Linked DNA regions of Homo sapiens: region 2 is linked to region 1. Evidence: chromatin contacts called from ENCODE POLR2A ChIA-PET data. All regions are on one chromosome and are shown on one strand. Each heading gives the region's core, a stretch centred on a gene start or an enhancer-like site at or near the end of the contact. The rest is flanking DNA. Distances are from core to core; before and after follow the strand shown. Region 1 overlaps DNAH3 (dynein axonemal heavy chain 3). Region 2 overlaps CRYM (crystallin mu).

Region 1 (5,893 bases), core at 2,275-4,774:
CAGGACACGACTCTTTTTTTTTTTTTTTTTAACTTTTAGACAGGTGTTCCTCTGTCACCCAGGCTGGAGTGCAGCGGCCAGATCTCAGCTCACTGCAACATCCGCCTCCTGGGTTCAAGTGATTCTCCTGCTTCAGCCTCCCAAATAGCTGGGACCATAGGCATGCAGCATCATGCATGGCTAATGGCTAATTTTTGTATTTTTTGTAGAAACTGGGTTTCGCTATGTTTCCCAGGCTGGTCTCAAACTCCTGGACTCAAGCGATCCACCCACTTCGGCCTCCTAAAGTGCTGGGATTACAGGCGTGAGCCACCGTGCTCTGCCAAGGACAGGACTCTACTCTTCTGGACCAAGAGGCGATGCCCTCCCCAAGGCTGGTGGGGTGATGAGGGACTCCTTTCCCCACTGGAGGCAGAAATGGCTTCTGTTGGAGAGTTCTCAGGAAAGTCCCACAGAATACATTTGAAAAGTCAGATGCTCAGTACTTAAAGTTTATCCAAAGCCACAGCCTGTAGGGCTTGCTTCTCACTCACCTCTCTTCTGCCTGCATTTTAAGGAAGTGGTTGAGGAGTTGGCACAAGACATTCTCTCCAAGCTTCCCAGAGACTTTGACCTGGAAGAGGTCATGAAGTTGTACCCCGTGGTCTATGAAGAATCCATGAATACCGTCCTAAGGCAGGAGCTCATCAGATTCAACAGGTGGGCCAGATGATGTAGCTTGAATCCTGGGAGTTGGAACGTGAGGAGTAGGATCTAACAGGCAGTAGCTGAGAAGGGGTTGCTATGCAGAGGAAGTGGTTTGCCCCACCCGTATTAGGGGTGTGAATAGGGGCTGTGAATAGGACCATCCCCAGCACATGCTGACCCTGGGTTGAATCATTCCTTCTATTCATTCATTCCCATTCATTCATGTGACATCTATAAAGTTAGGCTAAAACCAGTATCAAGCACAGGCTAATAGTAAAAGTAGTCATTAGAGCCACTTTCATTTTTCTTTCCTGAGTTGAGGTCTCTCTCTGTCGCTCAAGTTGGAGTGCAGTGGTGTGATCATGACTCATTGCAGCCTCGAACTCCTGGGCTCAAGCAGTCCTCCCACCTCAGCCTCCTGAGTAGCTGAGTCTACAGACACAGGCCACCATGCTGGCTAATTTTTTTATTTTTTATTTTTTATAGAGATGGAGTTTTGACATGTTGGCCAGGCTGGTCTTGAACTCCTGGCCTCAAGCAGGCCTCCAGCCTTGGCCTCGTAAAGTGGTGGGATTACAGGTGGGAGCCACTGCACCTGGCCTAGAGCCATTTGTATTGAGCCTTTAGGGACAGATACGGTTCTAAGCACTATGCATGGGTCTCATTCAAAGTCTGTAATAGGGCTGGGCACAGTGGCTAACGCCTGTAATTCCAGCACTTTGAGAAGCAGAGTAGGGAGGATCACCTGAGGCCAGGAGTCCAAGACCAGCCTGGGCAACAAAGCAAGACCCCATCTCTCCAAAAAAGAAAAAAAAAAAAAAGGCAGGCATGGTGGTGCACGTCTACAGTCCCAGCTACTTGGGAGGGTGAAGTGGGAGGATCTCTTGGAGGCCAGGAGCTCGAGGCGGCAGTGAGCTATGATCTTGCCACTGCACTCCAGCCTGGGTGACAGAGAAAGACCCTATCCCTTAAAAAAAAATTACACAATAGTCTTTTGAAATACGTCCAGTTACTAATCCTGCTACCAGCATTTTACAAGTAAGAAAACTGAGGCTGAGCATGATCACTCACGCCTACAATCCCAGCACTTTGGGAGGCAAGCCGGGAGGATTGCTTGAACCCAGGGGTTTAAGACCAGCCTGGGCAATATGGCAAGACCCCATCTCTTAAAGAAAATAAAAAAAAACTCTGAGATTCAGAAGGGTTAAGACTTGCCCAAGGTTGCTCAGTTATTCAATCATTCAACGGGAAAACTCAGTTTAAACCCAGAACTAAGTCTGATTCCAGAGCCCGTGTACTTATCCAATATGTGAAATCTGGGTAAATCTAGAAAGGGGTGGGAGACGTTCATCCTAGTGCCTCTACCACACAGTTAGGGGTATTATAGGCTGGCCATGGGGCAAGGATCTCTGGCCTTGTATTCTAGTCCTCTTCTCCAGTTACTACAGCATGGAGCCCAGTGGGATCACCTGGATTTGATTTTTGAATAGTCAAAACTGAAAGGGTTATCAAAGACCATCTAGGCCAGATGAGGAAACTGAGGTCCAGAGATGACTGTGATTTGATGTAGGTCTCAAGTGACTCAGAGCCAAGTGGGCTAAAACTTATCACTTCTGCTTCCAAGACCAAGGTCTTGCTGCTCCAGACACTGCATGTGTTACTGCCTCTATTCTGTGTCATTGGGTCACTGCTTCATTTTAAGGACAGCCCTGATTCCAGAGGACCAGGGGACTGGAGGAGTGTTATTTGAGAGTTGTTAGGCTTCCTGAATTTTAAAGTTACTTTTTTTTTTTTTTTTTTGAGACAGAGTCTCACTCTTGTCACCCAGACTGGAGTGCAGTGGCGCGATCTCGGCTCACTGCGACCTCCACCTCCCAGGTTCAAGAGATTCTCCTGCCTCAGCCTCCCAAGTAGCTGGGATTACAGGTGCCTGCCACCACGCCCAGCTAATTTCTGTACTTTTAGTAGAGACAGGATTTCGCCATGTTGGCCAGGCTGGTCTCGAACTCCTGACCTCAGGTGATCCGCCCACCTTGGCCTCCCAAAGTGCTGGGATTACAGGTGTAAGCCACTGTGCCCGGCCTAGGGTTACTCTTTAGAGTCAACAGGCAGTTGGCCGTAGCAGGGACCAAGCAAGGTATGGGGTGTGAGCCTAGGACGAGGCCACCTCTGTTGTGAGACACCTTGGCATGATGGACTGTAGTCCTGGACTGTCCAACTGGACACCAAAACTAATGGCTTCCCTCCTCTGCTGTCATTCTCCTCTAAGGCCACTGGAGCTCTTTCTTGGTGGTTGCAGGGGCTTTCACTGGCCTTCACCACTGGGCATTCTATAAAGGACAGCAAGCCAGGTGCCGTGGCTCACTCCACCCAGCACTGTAATCCCAGCACTTTAGGAGGCTGAGGCAGGCAGATTGCTCAGGAGTTGGAGATCAGCTTGGGCAACATGGCAAAACCCCATCTCTACCAAAAATACATAAAATTATCTGGGCATTGTAGAACCAGCTACTCAGGAGACTGAGGAGGGAGGATTGCTTGGGCCTGGGAAGTGGAGGTTGCAGTGAGCCAAGATTGTGCCACTGCACTTCAGCCTGGGCAAGAGAATGAGACCCTGTCTCAAAAGAAAAAAAGAACAGGGAAAGCAATCTTATTTTCCAATGATGGTCAGGATTAATCATCTCAAGCAGTACTCTAACGTTCCTCCCCACTATTTTTTTTCTTTCCCTTTTTTTTTTTTTTTTTTGCCTTTTCACCCAGTGATATAGGAAGCCCAGAATGATTCAGCGACAGTTCAGCTTCAGGGGAACTGTGACTGTGTCTTCTGGGCAAGTGTTCTTTCCTTGGGTACTAAAACCTTAAAACTAGCAGAGCTCATAGTTGCAAGAATAGAAAGAGAATCTTTGCAAGTAGGTCTTTAGGTATAATAGAGGTCTGTGGTGTAATCCCTCAGATGGCAGCTTTTACCCTTGACTGCTTAGCAAACACATGTCTGAATTTTACATTCCTTTTTTTTTTTTTAATTGAGACAGAGTTTCACTCTTGTCGCCCAGGCTGGAGTGCAATGGCGTGATCTTAGCTCGGCTCACTGCAACCTCCACCTTCTGGGTTCAAGCGATTCTCCTGCCTCAGCCTCCTGAGTAGCTGGAATTACAGGCGCGCATGCTCAGCTAATTTTGTATTTTTAGTACAGACGGGGTTTAACCATGTTGGCCAGGCTGGTCTCAAACTCCTGACCTCAAGTGATCCACCCACCTCTGCCTTTCAAAGTGCTGGGATTACAGGCGTGAGCCCCCACACCCAGCTACATTCCTCTTGATACAATGGTTTAGTGGTTACACATCCAGAAATCCTCTTCCTGCATGTGATCATTCTCATGTCCATTCAGTTGAGATTCCATAAAGCTTTGGAGATGAAAAGCTCTTTGTAGTGGCAGATTCTTTGGTCTCCTCAGGTGAATTACCTCCGGGCTTGGCTGGGCCTCGTAACATAAAGGTCAGAGGGAGAGGCAGGTGAATTTGACATCTCCCAGGCTGCCCTTCAGTTGCCTTTTCTCAGGCGTGCACCTTATAGTCGATAAAAAAGGACCTTTGGCCAGGCGTGGTAGCTCATCTGTAATCCCAGCACTTTGGGAGGCTGAGGTGGGAGGATTACTTGAGTTTAGGAGTTTGAGACCAGCCTGGGCAACATAGGGAGACCTTGTCTCTACTTAAAAAAAAATCAGGTGGGCATAGTGGCATGTGCCTGTAGTCCCAGCTACTCAGGAGACTGAGGTGGGAGGATTCCTTGAGCCTGGGAGATCGAGGCTGCAGTGAGCCATGACTCCACCACTGCACTTCCCTGGGTGACAGGGCAAGACTCTGTCTCAAAAAAAAAAAAAAAAAAAGAACAACTTTGACAATATGAATTGAAAGCCTTAAAACTGTGCGTGCTCTTTGACCTAGAAATATTTTTAATAATAATTTAAAATTTGCAAAAAGATTGAGATGGATGAATTTTGCTAGCAATGTTGTTGATAGTGACAACAATCTAGAAATAACACGTCAACAATAGAGGAATAGTTAAACAAAATGGAACATTTTGCAGTCGTTACAAAGGACAGGCATGGTGATGCACACCTGTAGTCCCAGCTACTCCAGAGGCTGAGGCAGGAGGATCACTTGAGCCCAGGAGTTTGAGGCTGCAGTGAGCTCTGATCTCACTACTTACTCCAGCCTGAATGACAGAGTGAAACCCCATCTCTAAAAAAAAGAAAAAAAGGACAATTTAGGTCTCTATTGAATTGGAAAGATGTTTCCTATATGCTAAGAAAGAAAAACAGATTACGGAAAGATAATATAGTATGATCTCATTAAAAATAATTTGTGTTCACATAGAGAAAAATCTGGAAAGATATACATCAACGTTATCTTTAGGTAGCAAGGTAACGGGTGATTTAATTTTTCCTCATTTAATGACTGTGCATTAATTAACTGACATTTTAAAGGGGACAGCAGTCAGTGGACTTGGGTAGAATGTGGCCACCGGAGAGCCCAGCTCAGCCAGCTCCTCTGTTCTTGCAGGCTGACCAAAGTGGTTCGGAGGAGCCTCATCAATCTTGGCCGAGCCATCAAAGGACAGGTCCTGATGTCCTCGGAGCTAGAGGAAGTCTTTAACAGCATGCTTGTGGGTAAAGTGCCAGCCATGTGGGCAGCCAAGTCTTACCCATCACTGAAGCCTCTGGGGGGCTACGTGGCTGACCTGCTGGCCCGCCTGACCTTCTTCCAGGTACCTGGGAGTCAGGGGTAACCGGGAACCTGGCATGCTTGCTTAGGTGGAGAGGACATTCTGAAATGGCAGACTAGAGGCAGGGGGAGGAGGGCAGGCAGCCACAGAACATCCTGGATTGAGCCTCTGGAAACAGTCTTCCTGGAGTTAGAAGCAGGAGGGAGACTTGAAAGTCCTGGAAAAGATTATAGCCGGCCGGGCGCAGTGGCTCACATCTGTATTGCCAGCACTCTGGGAGGCCGAGGCAGGCGGATCACTTGAGGTCAGGAGTTCGACACCAGCCTGGCCAGCATGGTGAAACCCCGTCTCTACTAAAAATACCAAAAAAATCAGCAGGGCATAGTGGCTTATGCCTGTAGTCTCAGCTACCTGGGAGGCTGAGGCAGGAAAATGGCTTGAACCTGGGAGGCAGAGGTTGCAGTGAGCCGAGATCACGCCATTT
Region 2 (5,893 bases), core at 1,395-3,894, 330 kb before region 1:
GGTCTCACTCTGTCGCTCAGGCTGGAGTGCAGTGGCGAGATCTCAGCTCACTGCAACCTCTGCCTCCTGGGTTCAAGCGATTCTCCCACTTCAGCCTCCCGAGTAGCTGGGACTACAGGCATGTGCCACCATGCCCAGCTAATTTTTTGTAATTTTTGGTAGAGACAAGGTTTCACCATGTTGGCCAGGCTGGTCTCGAACTCCTGGCCTCAAGCACTCTACCCACTTCAGCCTCCCAAAGTGCTGCGACTGATTACAAGTATGAGCCACTACGCCTGACCATAACATGTAAAATTATGGCAAATGGTAATTCACAGCTCAATTCTAAAATGTGATGAAATTTAAATCAGAAAGGCCAAATGAGTCACTTTTTCTTAACACTAAGAATTATAAACCTTTAAATTTCTTTTGTACTGTAATTTTTTATGTGACATGTATATGCTTTTTAATATGTGTGATAGGATGAGGGGCAGGAGAGGGGGCTCTAGACATGAGGGTGCCTGGGGCCTCTGTAGACCTTCAGATGGCCCTGGGTGTTATAGCAAGAGCTGGTCTACATCTAATACTACTGCAGGTGCTGTCATGAATTCTTTGTATAATTCTTTGTATATTAAATGACATTATTCTATGTATAATGTCATTTAATACTTATAACCAACTTATGAGGCAGGAACTATTATCATAAACATTTTATAGGGGGATGAACCAAGGCATGGAGAAATTATATAACTTTTCCAAAGTCACAAGTTTTTGTTTGTTTGTTTGTTTGTTTGTTTGAGATGGAGTCTCACTCTGTCACCCAGGCTGGAGTGCAGTGGCATGATCTCAGCTCACTGCAACCTCCACCTCCCATGTTAAGTGACTCTCCTGCCTCAGCCTGCCGAGTAGCTGAGATTACAGACACACGCCACCATGCCAGCTAATTTTTTTGTATTTTTAGTAGAGATGGGGTTTCACCACATTGTCCAGGCTGGTCTCGAACTCCTGACCTCAAATGATCCACCCGCCTCAGCCTCCCAAAGTGCTGGGATTACAGGCGTGAGCCACTGTGCCAAGCCCAAAATCAGAGGTTCTTGATGGCAGAGCTGGGATTTGAACGGAGGCACTCTATCCTCAGAGTCCAAGCTTTAAATGATACTCATGATTGCCTTCCAACAGGAAGACTGGATTCTGGTGAGCAGAGCAGGCAAATTTTAGAGGATTTAAAGATGGTCTTGGTGCCCTGTGTTTTAGTGACAAGCACATGGTGTGAACTCAGAAGCTAAGAGCTTTGCACACGTGGGCAGATGAGCCGGCGAGAGCCAAGTCAAATGATGACGCATTCAATCATACATGCTGACTGAATCTCTACCGTGTGCCAGGCACTATTCTAGATGCCAGGGATGCCACAATAACCAGGCAGTCAAGGTCACTGGTTTCATGGTGGTTAATTTCAGTGAGGAGAGATAGACAACAAACAAACACATAGAGGAACTAGATCGTTCTGGCTAAAGATGAGACCGGAAAGAACAAGGCCCTGGGTGATAGAGGCTGGTGGTGGAGGTGGAAGGTAGAAGCAGAGAGAGGTGTTTTCAATAGGGTTATCTGAGAAGCTCTCTAAGATGTGTTTTTTGAGCTGTGACCTGAATGAGGAGGAAGAGCAGCCATGCCAAGAGCTGAAGGAAAGGCATTCAGGGTAGAGGGCACAGCAGATGCAAAGGCCTTGAGTGTGGAAGCGAACATGGCGTGTTTGAGGAATGGATCAAAGTAATTTGAAAGTCTCAGGCTGCATGGGACTGGTGGTCAGACTGGGTCCAGGGAATGGGTAAGAGGTAAGTCAGGGCTGAGTTTATGGACAATAAGACCATTTCTGGAAGGACCTGGGAAATCAAAAGGAACCAGTTCATGGTGAAATGGGTTTCCAAGGCTGCATCTTCAGAAAGATGGACTTGATTTTTTTTTCAGCTTAAAACAACACATTATTATCATCTCACAGTTCCCGTGGTTCAGGAGACTGGGTGTGGGTAGCTGGATCCTCTGTGCAAAGTCTCACAAAAAAGAAATTGGGCAACATCCGGGCTGCAATCTCATCTCATGCTCGGGGGTCCTCTTCCAGGCTCCCATGGTGTGGCAGGATTCAGTTCCTTACACTGGAGGATGGGGGGAGCCCCTTTCCTTGGGGCCATTCTCAGCTCCCAGAGATGACCCAAATTTCCCACCATATGGACTCTCCATCCTCACATCCAGCCACAGACAATCTCCCTTATGTTGGATCCCTCTCTCACTTGGAATCATTCTCCAGGAAGGGCTGACTTGATTTTGAGTCAAGGCATCTCTTCTGTTTTCCTGGCCCAGGGACAAAATTGGTTTATGTGTTCACAGAGGCAACACATACATTTAAGAAAAATGTGTCACAAGCGCAGACAACAGGGAAATACCAACAACAGATTTTACTTAGTTTACAGCTCAGCGGAGGGACAGGCCCAGTTCCACCCTGCCCCATGCCTCCCTCCTCCTGCCCCCACACCCTGTCAAGCCTGTCTGCGACCCTCACTCATTTAGCCCCATCACAACCAAGCCAGAGCCTTGTTTGAGTCAGGCTTCTCTCTCTTTACTGCCTGGCCCACCTCCATCCGCCTGAGTGACCTCACACAACCCTTTGAGAACTCGCCCGGCTCATAAGCAGTGGTTGTGCAGGGGAAATAGTCCAGTGAGAAGGAGTGGCCTGAGAAACGGGGGTTTTGTTCCCACCAGCTTATGATTTATTTACAAGCTTCCTTAAGCTAGTGCTTTTGTTCTATAGAACTCTCCGCACAAACAACCTTCAAGATGGACATTTTTACACAACTCTCTTTGGAAATTAGAATGAGGGAGAACAGAACGGGAGGGAACAAAGGGAGAAAACGGGGCGGCAGTGGAAGAAGGCATATAAATGCTGTCTTATATTTGTATAAGGCTTTATAGCAGTTTTCAAAGACTAGCCAGCCAGGGGCTGGATCCAGCCAGCAGATGTGTTTGGTTTGGACCATAGAGTAATCTAAAACTCAAGGAGTGACATATGCAAATAGATTTCCTGTTTCTCTTCTAAGAAAACAACTGGGGCATATCTGGTAACAGTGGATCTACATTCACACGTGGTAATGATTAGCTGGAGCTGAACAATGACTGTCCCCTTCGGAAGGGCCTGCTGGCTTCCCCGCCCCTCAGTCTCCACCACATCTAATCCAGTCCCTCTGACCAGCTTTGTTCATTTTCATTACCTCCCTGGCCTTGCAGGCATTTGGTGGCAGCCTCTGCATTCTCCTGTGTCCTGGTGCCAGGGGGCGTGACACCTTGGATTCATCATTCTGGTCCTGGACTCCATAGAGGATGTGACAGTTCAGGGCCAGGACGGAGCCAGTTTTCTTTCTGACGAGACTTCTCCATGACCCTGACACTGAGTTTTTGTTGTTGTTGTTTTTTTTCTTTTGTCATGAGTTAAGAGAGAACCGGGGGTGAGGAGAGGGAAAGGGGCATAGTGGCAGGCGTCTGTGGTCCCAACAGTTTGGGAGGCTGAGGCGGGAGGATCACTTGAGCTCAGGAGTTTGAGGCTGTGGTGAGTTTTTGTTTGTTTGTTTTTTGAGATGGAGTCTCACTCTGTCGCCTGGTTTGGAGCACAGTGGCGCAGTCTTGGCTCGCTGCAACCTCCAACTCCCAGGTTCAAGAGATTCTCCTGCCTCAGCCTCCCAGGTAGCTGGGATTACAGGCGTGTGCTACCATGCCCAGATAATTTTTGTATTTCAGTAGAGACAGGGTTTCACCATGTTGGCCAGGCTGGTCTTGAACTCCTGACCTCAAGTGAACCACCCACCTCAGCCTTCCAGAGTGTTAGGATTACAGGCATGAGCCACTGCACCCAGCCTGTGGTGAGTTCTGATTGCACCACTACACTCCAGCCTGGGCAACAGAGTGAGACCCTCTCTCCAAAAAGAAAAAAATAGATATTAAAAGAACTGGTTGAGGGTGAGGAATGGGAATGATGGAGATCAAGAGGAGAGTGAGGTGTGAATAAGCACCAAGTGATGTCTCTGTTTCGGGATTTTTGTGAGGAAGGTGTTCCTGTTAAGCAGAAGAGGTGTGAGCGCCTAGGTGCTCTCTCAGACCTGGATTCACCCATCAGATCCTTAACCTTGGCAAACACCTTCACTTCTTTGAGCCTCCATTCGTGCATCTGTTAAGTGAGAACCAGACTTTGAAATGTACTTGCGAGAACCATAAATAGTACGTGCAAAACATCCCACAGAGAGTAGACACCCTGTAAATGAATGCTATGTCGTCTCAAAATCTTTTAGCAATGAGGTGGGATATAGAATAGAAAGGCAAAATGGTAGGTAGTTTTTTTTGTTTGTTTGTTTGTTTTTTTGAGATGGAGCCTCACTCTGTTGCCCAGGCTGGAGTGCAGTGGCATGATCTTGGCTCACTGCAACCTCCGCCTCCCAGGTTTAAGCAATTCTCATGCCTCAGCCTCCAGAGTAGCAAAGACTACAGGTGTGAGCCACCACGCCTGGATAATTTTTTGTATTTTTAGTAGACACAGGGTTTCACCATGTTGGCCAGGCTAGTCTCAAACTCCTGGCTTCAAGTGATCTGCCTGCCTCAGCCTCCCAAAGTGCTGGGATTACAGGTGTGAGCCACCACACCTGGCCTATTTCTTAATAAGTATTTCGTCCTACTGATTGGGAGAGCATGGCCTGGGGAATGAGGGGGTATTTTGAATCTGAGTGTGTTCACGAGTCCTTTGTTCACCTCTCTCCTGTGCTTTGGGCTTCTTAGCAGCCTTTGGCACTAATCCTGGGCTTAAGGTCTGTTTTGCTGTCTCTTAGCTGTTGGAGCCAGCAGACCTGACTGGAGAGAACTGGATGATGAGCTCATGAAAGAAGCTGTGCTGTACGTGGATTCCCAGGAGGCTGCCCTGAAGGAGTCTGGAGATGTCCTGCTGTCAGGGGTGAGGCCCTTCTGACCCCAGTCAGGGCTGCCACCTGGCTGGCCTCACCTGGATCCCAGGGTTTCATTAACTTCCCTTCCAGTTTGGTCTGCTCCAGACCTCAGCCACCCCACCTCCTTGTAGGGGAAGGAGCTCCTAAACATTTTGCAACCCTCTTTAATTCCATTCCAGAAAAATATGGGCATTATGGGTGGTGACATGTGTGTTCCTGGAAGGAGAAGCTCAGTGGATTTTATTTTTTTGCTGGGCTGTCCTCTAAAGAAGTGGGATTGGAAGCTTCTTGCAGCCTGGAAACCTTCCCAATGTGGCCAACATGATAAGACTGTGTTGCCCACCTTCTGGCCTCATTTTACGGTTATAATCAGCATAAAACAAGAAGGGAGCTGCTGGCATGCATGTTCAGATAACAGCATGTCTATTTCCTCACTGACACAATGATCTTGGCAGGACAGCTCCCTGAGCACCAACTCGAATCTCTGTGTTTATGGTATCACAAAAGCAAATGCCACCCCAAAAGGATTTCGGGGCCAGCCTCCTCCCTAATATCATTCAGTGTACAAAGGATCTCTCTCTTTTTTTTTTTTTTTTTAATCAAATTTATCTCTTATCCAATTCAGGAATTCCCTGGGCTGGCTTCAAAAGCCAACCCTGCACAGACTTTAGCTTCATGCCTGGGTCAGCGTATGTTTGTTTCCTAGGCCGAGATCTTTGCTGAGCTGGGAGAAGTGATTAAGGGAGTGAAACCAGCCCACTGTGAGAAGACCACCGTGTTCAAGTCTTTGGGTAAGATCCATTGCTCCCTGGGCACAAATCCAACTAGCGCACAAGGCAGGTTCACCCATTGGTGGAAAGAGCAATGAGTCACCAGACTCTGCAGCTGAATCATTGTGCTCCATCATTCAGGTCAATTATTTACATGGTTTAGCCTAG

What was found. ChIA-PET counts read pairs that join two places held with the same protein, here RNA polymerase II (POLR2A).
Region 2: POLR2A ChIA-PET joins it to region 1 with 20 read pairs in A673. The contact joins two enhancer-like sites. POLR2A ChIA-PET finds 5 or more read pairs at or near these places in 2 of 52 experiments (A673 and activated B cell).

What each region holds. Positions count from the first base shown.
Region 1 is chr16:20,936,207-20,942,099 of GRCh38, reverse strand. It overlaps DNAH3 (dynein axonemal heavy chain 3), which reads left to right. Exons shown (of 62, transcript NM_001347886.2): 59 at 557-699; 60 at 5,247-5,451. Among named protein-coding and RNA genes, the nearest start is that of LYRM1, 38 kb to the right of the region's middle. Within about 2 kb of position 3,524, at least 2 of the 41 ENCODE cell types and tissues checked have a DNase peak (open chromatin) inside an H3K27ac peak, as active enhancers do.
Region 2 is chr16:21,261,107-21,266,999 of GRCh38, reverse strand. CRYM (crystallin mu) reads left to right here. Exons shown (of 8, transcript NM_001376256.1): 6 at 4,842-4,963; 7 at 5,662-5,746. Among named protein-coding and RNA genes, the nearest start is that of CRYM, 14 kb to the left of the region's middle. RefSeq lists an enhancer at 2,919-2,978. Within about 2 kb of position 2,644, at least 9 of the 41 ENCODE cell types and tissues checked have a DNase peak (open chromatin) inside an H3K27ac peak, as active enhancers do.